2 separate regions of the Homo sapiens genome follow, and region 1 is linked to region 2. Evidence: chromatin contacts called from ENCODE Hi-C or POLR2A ChIA-PET data. All regions are on one chromosome and are shown on one strand. Each heading gives the region's core, a stretch centred on a gene start or an enhancer-like site at or near the end of the contact. The rest is flanking DNA. Distances are from core to core; before and after follow the strand shown. Region 1 overlaps AUTS2 (activator of transcription and developmental regulator AUTS2). Region 2 overlaps AUTS2 (activator of transcription and developmental regulator AUTS2).

The links. Hi-C counts contacts between places; a loop is a spot of excess contacts on that map. ChIA-PET counts read pairs that join two places held with the same protein, here RNA polymerase II (POLR2A). Pooled maps may share reads with other maps.
Region 1: a loop to region 2 is called in a map with no recorded cell type, with 9 times the contacts of the local background. The contact joins two enhancer-like sites. A Hi-C loop is called at or near these places in 1 of 168 maps with a recorded cell type or tissue (GM12878), 27 of 37 single-sample maps with no recorded cell type and 7 of 50 pooled maps. POLR2A ChIA-PET finds 5 or more read pairs at or near these places in 6 of 52 experiments (B cell, GM10248, GM12878 and 3 more).

What each region holds. Positions count from the first base shown.
Region 1 is chr7:69,838,860-69,844,276 of GRCh38, reverse strand. All of the region lies in intron 1 of AUTS2 (activator of transcription and developmental regulator AUTS2), which reads right to left. Among named protein-coding and RNA genes, the nearest start is that of AUTS2, 240 kb to the right of the region's middle. RefSeq lists enhancers at 253-362, 3,635-3,754. Within about 2 kb of position 3,769, at least 2 of the 41 ENCODE cell types and tissues checked have a DNase peak (open chromatin) inside an H3K27ac peak, as active enhancers do; they include GM12878 and OCI-LY7, where a contact is called at or near this core.
Region 2 is chr7:69,801,390-69,806,728 of GRCh38, reverse strand. All of the region lies in intron 1 of AUTS2 (activator of transcription and developmental regulator AUTS2), which reads right to left. Among named protein-coding and RNA genes, the nearest start is that of AUTS2, 210 kb to the right of the region's middle. RefSeq lists an enhancer at 2,547-2,596. Within about 2 kb of position 2,053, at least 2 of the 41 ENCODE cell types and tissues checked have a DNase peak (open chromatin) inside an H3K27ac peak, as active enhancers do; they include GM12878 and OCI-LY7, where a contact is called at or near this core.

The DNA of each region.
Region 1 (5,417 bases), core at 2,520-5,019, 36 kb before region 2:
TCTCCAGCAATATAATAAAAAGGAAAGGCTTATTTCATTTAAAAATCTCCTTTCCTAAATAAGTAGCCCATACTAACATTAACTGGGGTTTCTATTTCTTTCTAATAACTGTAGCCCATTAAGTGGAATAGCAGATTTTTTTTTAATCACACATTGCTCTACCGATTCAGCTTTATCATCTTCAGTATTCAATCAGCCAAATGATGAATAGGGGAATAAGCAGAGTAACGAGGATTGGCTGGTATGTGAATTTTTCCTTATTTATTTCTATCACAGTCTTAATAACTCTCACATGATACAAAGATACTATTTATCAGGCCACTTGAAAAGCAGAACTGTCCCCAGCATTGAGCGCTCAAGTAAAAAGAAGATTGTATTCAAGAGCTGAAATATCTAGTTTCACATCTTATCTTCTTAGTTGTGGACCTTCATGCAAATTCCTTCATCTCTCTGAATCTCAGTTTCCTCTTCTCTAAAATGGACACAGCATGTTTACCTCACAGTTGTGCTGCAAAGACTAGTTGATTACCATTTGAGCTAGGGCCATGAGAAGGTTACCACACTGGTAAACAAAACATCTCAGAAACTAGCCTCTGAGGAAATCTAAAATATTCACATTCCCCCTGGTACTCTACAACCAGGTCAGCCATCAACCACCACAGATTACTGCTTTGTCTGTATCATCCCCATGCATTCCTTTATTCGCCACTTAACATTTTTACTCATTCAACGGAAATTTATACTGCACATCTACTATTTTCCAGGCATTATATCAAGTATCCAGTGTTGAACAATGCAGACATGTCTCCTGTCCTCATGGAGTTTATAATCTTCTCTAACAGACTTCCTAAATTTTGACCTCTTATATATACCTGTTGTTGAAAAACTCTGCCCTAAGAACAAGCCCCTATGCAACCCCTCCCCAATTCTCACTACTCTCCATTCCAACATGAATGCCCCTCCACTAGTCCTGGGACCTAATGAACCCATTTTATTTGGTTTGCCCCTTTACATTTTCATGTAACACTTCTTTAATTCATCTATGAGATATTTCCTGACCACCTCTTGCAGGTCCATTGGAAGAGCTGAAGTCTACCTGACTTCAAATGCTATTCTGAATACCTCTCTTTCAGGTATGGATCCTATCCTTGAATCACTTTATCTTACTTCCAGACAGCTCAGAGTCACCTGTCACTGAGTGTAACAAGGGACTAACTGCAGCCCTTTGCCCACACTGCCTGGATACCATCCTGCCCCCACCTGGCACATACTCCATTATCAGCCTACAACAGAGCAATACTACACTCAAGCCCCCAGCATCTCTGAGTAAACCCTAGCCATTATGCCTGGCTATCAGTGAGGTTTTATACCTCTCGGAAGTCCTGAGCTGAGACGGGCAACCAGCAGAGAGCCAGCCATTAGGGATCTGCTGCCATTCATCTATTTTTGGTGATGCTACCACTGTGCCCTTGAGTCAAAGCACCTGAATCAAGTCCAGTTGCTGAGATCACAGGACCAGAAGCTCAAACACTTAACTTTAGGCTCTCTGACCAAAAGAATAGTCCCAGTGAAAATACATCTAACACACCCAAATAGGTAAAATAAGAAACACTCACTGGTGTCACTGATGGTTTAGGGCTAGAGAGTTTGAACAAAGTAAACTACTTTTGAAACTCTTCCTTTGAAATTTCCACCAGCATCACAGGACACAAAGAGGGGCAAAGAATATCCCACTACTTCCCTGTCACACACTTCTGTGATCAAAATTTAGTCACTTACTTCATAACATCAGAATAAGCTACAGGAGACTTCAGATGTTTCTCAAAAACAAATCATCTTAAGGCTCTGAGAGAATTCTTAAAGAATATGTTATGAACAGTAAAAGCGTCAACACACAATGTCCTAAGGTATGTGCTTTAAAGAGACTCACAATAATTAGGACAAGTTTATCTGGTCACATGTTCCTTATAAAATCTAATTTTCTTATATTAGCATTTCATCCACTTCTTTGCAAGTCTTTTTTTAAAAAAATCCATTTTATCTACCAAACCATAATATTAAGATGCCAACATATTTCTAGATAAGATATTCTTAAACACCATTCAGATTTCTTGATAAAAAATTCTAGATAAGGCATTCTCAAACAGAAATGCATGCATGAGCTAGAAATCTCAGAAATTACATATAAACTTTTCCTGAATTCACAGCTTTCTCTATGCTGAATATAAATATAAATATAAAACAAACACCCATATGCCTACTATTTAGATTCAAAATTGTTAAAACTTTGCCAAAATCACCTTATCTATGCACTCGTCTCTCTCATGGAACCATGTGAAAGTGAATTGCAGATATGATACTTTCATGAAATACTTAATAAGCAACTCCTAAGAATAAAGATATTTTCCTAACACAACCAAAATACTATCACACCTAAGACATTAAGTTCCTAATGTTATCTGATAGCCAGTCCATATTCAAATTTCTACAACTGCCTCAAACATCTTTTACAGCAGTTATAATTTTTAAGCCAGATCCCATCAAGATTTGTACACTGAATTTGACTGTTATGTTCCCTTAGTCTCTTGTAATCCGGAGTAATACCCACCAGCAATTTGTTTCACGACACTGGCTTTTTGAAAAGATCAGACATACCAGTTTTCTTGAGAATGACCCACATTTTTGGTCTGTTTCTTCCTGGTGTGGATTAATTTGTTTTTCAAACCCTTCTATTTTCTGTAAACCTTGTGTTATAGTTTGGATATCTGTCCCTGCCCAAACCTGATGTTGAATTGTAATCCCCAATGCTGGTGGTGGGAGGTGTTTGGATCATGAGAGTGGATCCTTCATGGCTTGGTGCTGTCTTTGTGATAGTGAGTTCTTGAAAGATCTGGTCATTTAAAAGTATGTGGCACCTCCCCCACACTCTCTCTTGCTTGCTCCTGCTTTCGTCATGTGATGTGCCAACCCCTCTCCTCCTTCTAGAAGCTGAGCAGATGCCAGCACCATGCTTCCTGCAAAGCCTGCAAAACCATGAGCCAATTAAACTTCTTTTCCTTATAAATTACTCAGTGTCAGTCATTTCTCTATAGCCATGCAAGAACAGCCTAATACACCTGGTTAGATTCAGGTTAAACATTTTTGGCATAAATTGTTGGTGATGCTGTGTAGTTCGTCACATCAGGAAGCTCCTACTGTCAGGCTATCCTACCACTGTGATGCTAAGTTGAACCACTTTGTTAAGGTGGTGACCGCCATTGTTAAGGGTATACTTTCCCCTTTGCTGGTAATTTGTGGGTTATTCTCTAATAAGATTATTCTGTTCCCCAACATGCTTTCAACTAGTTTTGCATTGACGGCACTTGCCTGTTCAAATTTTCACTGCAGGATGCAAATGCTGATATTCTGTATCCTTCTATATTTTATTTGGTAGCATCCATTTGTAAAGCAGAGGTTTCTCTTACCAATCATGAAAGAACTACAGTTTCTCAGTAAAGACAGGGTGTTTGTTTCATGTAATTTACAATTTATAGAATGAGAAGTTGACATCATAGTCACCTCCAATGATGCCCAGAGTGTCTGTCTGTCTCTTTCTCTCCTCCCACCCCATCTCTCATCACTATGAGTTCAAGAATTTTTATTTGTTCAGTGTTTTACACTCAGTTGCAGTAATTCTCTTGAATGCACAAATTGTCTGAAATCTGACCAGTGGAAGCCTCTTCGACCTGTGAAGCCCAGTGTTCTTATCCCACCCACACATATATTACACTGAAGAGAGCTCAACAAAACCACAGTTATTTGCCTAATCTCCACATCCTTTGGACTTCACAGTGCTTCTCCTAGTGGAACACTTAACAAGTATGTGTTTTTATAAAGCACTTCCTCTACAGATATCAGACATTTTAAATTAGCGCTAAACAAATGAAACAGCTATTAATAAGCTCAAGCCTTGACGAGAATCTTAATTTTGTTTCAGAGCTTAATCTGAACAAAAGCAACAGACACTAACAAAACATGTAATTTAACTCTGAGAAACGCTTTTTGGAATACAAAGAGATTTCTTTATGTTTCCTCAACAGTTCTCCTTTAATACAGACCTACTCACTGACACACAATTGAAGTATAATATGGGAATCAACTAAAACCTAAAACAATTGGGAATATTTAAGATAGAGGGGGAAAAAGTTAGTGAAGTAAAGGTTTTCAAAGACGCTGCCCACCCCCATCAGAGTTCCTGACTCACTGGGTCTAGAGTGAAACCAGCAAATTTGCCTTTCTAATAAGTTCCCAGCTGACACTGAAGCTGTTGGTCCAGGGACCACACTCTGAAAACCACTGGTCTACAATGATTCCTGTTTCTTATCTGCCTCTTTATCTTTCCCCATCCCCCCTCTCCTCCACCTCCACCAAGCTCCTGGACCTCTTATACTTCACTCTCCTGCCATATTTCCTTTACCTACAAAACACGACAACAACAACAACAACAACTGCAGGTGGCTAGCAGACCATTCGTGAGGCAGTGAGGAATAGAACTTGGGATGTTGATGTGATTCTTCTGCCTTAAGACCTGCTTTCCTGAATACCCCCACTCCTACTACTCTACTATCCTTACAAAGAACAAAGTGTTTAATTGGGGATGGGGGGAGATCTTGGGTTTTCTTGTAACTCTCTAAAAGAATATAAGCTTCAGATTAATGTCTTGTTTATAAATCTACAACCCCAACTAGACCAGCTTCCATCCCTTTATTCCATTACTTGGAGAGATAAAATAAGGTCCTATTATAGAAGAAACTTGGGGATTAAGTCATATTCAGCCTACTTGATCTATACATATATGCCTATAATCTGGAATAATAAAAAGTGATTCAAAAAACTCCACTGACATTTACTGAGCTACTGCTTTGCTCCAGAAATGGGACTGAACTCTGCAGACACAGAGAGAAGACTAGATCACAGACTAGTGAGTGAGAAAAGAGCCAAAATCAGGTACTTACAAGGTAAGTACTGCCCAGAATGATGACCCTGGAGCACTGTAAAATGTCCAAGCAAAAAGAAAGCCAGTGAAAAGTTAGCAATTCACTGTCCTCTGGGCATGCAGATGTTAATGTTAACTCCAGCCCAGAGACTGTCAGCAGGCAAAGGGGTTCATACACTCAGGAAGGCCTTTTTCTAACACATACCCGATTCTGATTACGAACAGAAATCCTGCAAATCTACAATAATGCAGCTACAAAAGCTTCATAGTTTGCCCCCAATGGGTACGGAGGCAGAGAGAATGACCAGATCTGACCAAAAATATCTGTTGCCGGTTAGGATTTTAATTGTGACCCAAAAGAGAGCAATCTGGAGCTCATATCCCTAACTAGAGCCAGGGTTTAAAATCATATCCCTACTGTGAGTCTTGTTGTAGGGACTAA
Region 2 (5,339 bases), core at 804-3,303:
TGTGTGGCCTTGGCCAGATTGCTTACTTTCTCTCTCTGCCTCAATTTCATGAACTAGCAAATGAGGGTAACAGAGTCTAGCTCATCAAAAAAATTAGCCAGGCGTGGTAGTGCACACCTGCAGTCCCAGCTACTTGGGAGGCTGAGATGTGGGTAAATTACCTAAACCTGGGAAATCGAGGCTACAGTAAGCCGTGATGGCACCGCTGCACTCCAGCCTGGACAGTGGAGTGAGCCTCTGTCTCAAAAAAGCCACCAAAAACAAATACACAAACAGAGTGTAGCTCATCAGACTCTGTAAGAAGTAGACAGTTCAACAAGTATAACGCCCTTAGAATAATGCCTCATACATCAAAGCACTCAACACAAATAAGCTATTATCATATTTCATTTCTACATTATCTCCTACTAAACCTTTACCTAGACACACTAAGTAAAAAAAATTGAGTTTTGTCTTCATATCTTCCTCTTGTCTTTCTTCTGTGGTTGTGACGCTGGTTTAAAAAAAAAAAAAAAAAAAAAAAAAAAAAAAGCCTTGGCTGGGCATGGTGGCTCCCATCTGTAATCCCACTTTGGGAGGTGGAGGTAGGAAGACCGCTTGAGACCAGCCTGGGCAACATAGCAAGACCAAGACCGTGTGTGTCTCTATCAAAAGTTACAAAATTAGCCAGGTGTGGTGTCACGTGCCTATAGTCCCAGCTACTCAGGAGGCTGAGGTGGGGGAATCGTGTGAGCCTAGGAGTTTGAGGATGTAGTTGAGCTATGAACGCGCCACTGCACTCCAGCCTGGGCAACAGAGTAAGACCCTGTCTCAAAAAACAAAAAACAAAAATTAAACTAAACAATTAAAAATAAAAAGGGACCTTGGTGTGAGATTCAGTCAGGAGAAAGAAAACTTTCTGTCACTGCTGCCTAAATACTATCATCCAATATTAACTTATTGCTCACTGGGGACATCACAATATACATCTTCATAGAGAAATAAAGGTTGGTTCTGCTTCCTACACTTGACTCAGGAAGAAAGCCTTCCTTGATACTGCATAATTTTTAGAACTCCCAGCCTCAGAAGAACTGATCTGCGTTGCTTGGTTCCTTCTGTACACAGATTTGCAAAAATATTCCATAAGAATTTGCATTTTCCCTGTCTTTTTCCTATTCTTTTTTCCTTCATATTTTCTTGTCTGCACAATTTGGTTCTTTTTTATAGTCACATTCTATTCCTGTACCATCCTACCCAGATCATTTACTTTATTCAGGATATGAAGCCTCTTTCATTCTTCATTGGAATTTTTTTCTTCTGAGCAACAAATGTAAAAAAAAGTCTGCCTCTGCGTATTATTTGTCTCCTCTTTCTGACTATCCTCCCCCATGGCAGTTTGTCTAACGTAAAAACATTTCTCACAAGGAAATTTCTGGGCAGGGGGCAGAGGTAAAGGGTGACTTCAAAAATGCCAACATTGAGCAAAGCACTTGCCACAAATGTAATGTTGGTGTATTTTAAAAGCCTTGCCATGTAACCTCACAGTATCTTTGCAGATTTATCTCCTGTTATCAAGGCTGCTACTTAAGTCAACAAGGCATTGGGCTGAGACTATAAACACTGCCACAGTGGATCATATTCACAGTCCATCCTCACATCAGCACTCTGCATCTGACAATCAACTGCACCAAATAAGAGTTTAAAGGAAGATATAACTGTCCTCTCTCATATAAAAGTTAAAATATCAACTGTTACAAGCTCAAGAGACTAAAAGGAAAGCAACGTCTGTCTGTGTAGTGATTCTTAAAGTTGGGTATAATCACAGGAGGGCTTGTTAAGACACAGATTGCTGGCTTCCTCCTCAAAGGTTTCTGATTCAGGAAGTCATGGTAGAGCCTTGGAAATCTGCATTGCAAACAAGTTCCCAGATGATGATGATATTGCTGCTTCGAAGACCACACTTTGATAACCACTATTCTGGTAAAGAAGTAAAATCCAGAGATGCTACAAATCGAGACAAGAAATGTGATAACAAAACTCAGCACGATTCTCGACAACAACTCAGGTCTGTCACCATCCATGTAACTGTGGGGTTCATGATCCTACATTTTGGCTGTCAACAGGAATAAAACTAATAGATCAGGAGAATGATAAAGCAAAGTCTGGGCTAGTAAGTATATTTAAGTCTTCATTGGAGGCACTATAGGATTAACTATCATGGCAGCTCTTTACTGACTCTTAGAAAGTAGAGACGAAGGTGACACTTCAAATCCACCCTAAACTCAGCATTTCAGAGTTGAGTCAGGAACCAAGTGAGGTAAACCTCTGACATGCTATAGGAGCCACTAATGAACTTAAATTCAACATCAAAGGTATGAGAAGTTTCACACAGTGAGGACTGAAAGCTCTGTGTGCCCACTGGGGGATACCTGCAACACTACTGTGCTTTGTGAAAATGCCATTTGAGTAAACTACAGATGTGTACGTGACCATATATGTGTGTTATGGTTTCACACCCACTCCCCCAGCAACACTCCCATCTCTTCCCTCCTGTCTTCCTCCTATCTGTCACTGCTGCTCAAATACTATCAGCCAATATTAACTTATTGCTCACCAGGGACATCACAATCTACATTTTCTTAGGGAAATAAAGGTTGATTCTGGAAATACACGTTGTTTAGTATGGTGTCAATGGAAAATGAAAAAAAATTTTCTTTGAGACAAGAGTCTCACTCTGTCACCCAGGCTAGAGTGCTGTGGTGCAAACAATGATCACTGCAGCCGCAACCACACAGGCTCAAATGATCCTCCCACCTCAGCCTCCTGAGTAGCTGGAACCACAGGTGCCTGGAACCACGCCTGGCTAATTTGTTTGTTTATTTTGTAGAGACAGTGTCTTGTCATGTTGCCCAGGCTGGTCTGAAACTCATAGAATCAAGCAATCCTCCTGCCTTGGCCTCCCAAAGTGCTGGGATTACAGGCAAAAGCCACCATGCCTGGCCTAGAAAATGAAATTTAAAGAGTTCTGAAAAATGTTAAGTCCCAAAGAGAAAAGCATGTGCCACTGTTAGAGGCCTCCCCGGGAACAGGTGGGAACAGTTGAGTTTAATTAGCTTATAGCTGGTACTGACTGTATGGGAAGGCAGGGATTTGTTTTTTGACTCCAAGTCTTCAGGTTATATTTTCTGTAACTGTTAACAACTACAAGGACTTTTTTTTTTTCCAAAGATGGTAACATTTGTATGCAAGGACTTTTATTTGGTGTTTACAGGAAACAGAGGAGAGAAACCAAGATGGTAAGGATTTCCAGCAAAGCAATCCAACATCATTATAGAGAAGCAAACCCAGTGAGTTTTGTTATATTAGTGGGCATCGGTGGCTTCTAGATGGCCCCCACTGGCACATGCACAGTCCCCAGAAAGTGACCACATGTGACAAGTGACAGCATTTATTCAAGAGTTCTCTCCAATTGGTGCACTTCAGAGCTGATCATCAAAGAGAAAGGAGTGCACGGTACATCAGCAGTCTGAACTACAGTATTCCAAGTAAAGCAATTCCTTCAGGAAGACTATGAAATGCAGGTATTTATAATTCTGCTGAGACCCCAAACTGATTATTGCCCATTGTGGGAGGAGCTAAAAACCACCCAGTCCAGTAACAACAGCTGAACTTGGGTTTGTCATTCTCTTTTATTAAGCATACACAAACTGTCATGTGGACAACGACATTTTTGAGGAAATGACCTCCAAATGAGGGGGAAAGTGTCAATGAAATTTGAAACAGCAATTAACTTATGGTGTTTCTGCCATGAACAGTCAACACACAATTCTCTGAAGAACTGTCAATATAAACAGAACCAGTATTCTGTACAAAGATCTTCGCAATGGAAGATTTAAGAATTCACAAAGAATTCATCCCTTACTAATATACTGTTCCCTTGGGCTCTCCAGCAGCATACTAAGGCCAAGTCCTAAGGAGCATTAAACCCAAAGCATAGATGGGTAATCCAGAAAAACAAAACACTGAAAAGCAAGATGTTGGTTTACTTACCCCAAAAAGTCAGGTGCTTTGACCAACAGCAATCAATGATGGTTATAGCACAGGCACTATGAGCCAGTACTCTAAGGTTCAGAAAGAACCTAAAGTTCCTCTCCAGTTGCAGAGACAAGACTGCTGCACAAATAAGCAATTACAGAAGATAACATTTCATTACCTAATGAAATGAGTTCACAGTTAGTGTTACAGGACAACAGATAAGGAAGCCATCAAGGAGACAGAAGTAGACAGAAAAGCCCTTCCGTTATCAATCAGAGTAAGTTATCAGGTCCCCATGCAGGGGACACTGTGATAAGACTGCATAAACTACTTAAGTGAGAAATACACTGTGCCCTGAAGGAAAAACAAGATCTGAGAGAGGTGGTTCCACCACAAACTAGAGCTTAGAAAATAACAAAACACAAATTCTGACCCATGAAAAGGAAAAGACAGGCTTTTTCCTTAGGGCCTTTTCCATAAAACTAAGTTGGCAAGAAGAAACATACGCTCTCCCCTTAACATACGTCTTCAGGCTAAGATTTAGTCAGGGAAACTATCCAAAGACAGGAAACATTTGCAGATTCTGATCAAACAGGCCACTGAAAGCCCAACCTGCTGGTCTGGCCAACGTAATAAACATGAGGGATGAGGAGCACATTCCAAAGAGCTATGCACACTGTCCTACCTCACTTCTCCCAAATACCCACCTGGCTTACTTCCTCACCCCCTTTTAGGTAATTACTCAAGAGTTGCCTTCTCAGTGACTCCTTTCCTGGCCACTGAATCTAAAATTGCATGCCCCACCACCACAACAGCACACATCACATCATTTCCTGGCCCCCTTTCCTCCTTCCTAGCACTTACCAGTTTCTAATACTCTAGATATTAGACGTTTCTTTATTGACATTCCCTTCCACTAAAATGCATGTTCCATTGAGTCAGAGAGATTGTTGTCTGTTTTGTTCACTGTTGTGTCTTGAGCACCTAGAAAAGTGCCTGACATATATCAAACAATCAACAAAACTGTTGAATGAATGAATAAATGAACAAATGCATGTTTGTACTGACACCTGTGGGAAGTTTTGTTTTAAGATAGTACATAATGTAGTAAACACTTCAATGGAGAGTAATGTCTTTTATTATACATACACAAACATATTTATGTATATATACACCACATATATATACCTATATATCTTATATTTATATTCATTTATATACCATATATAGGTATAAATATTTTATATATAGGTATATCTTATTTATATACATACATATATATGTATATATGGTATATCAATAAGACCATCAAGGTAGAGCTTTAT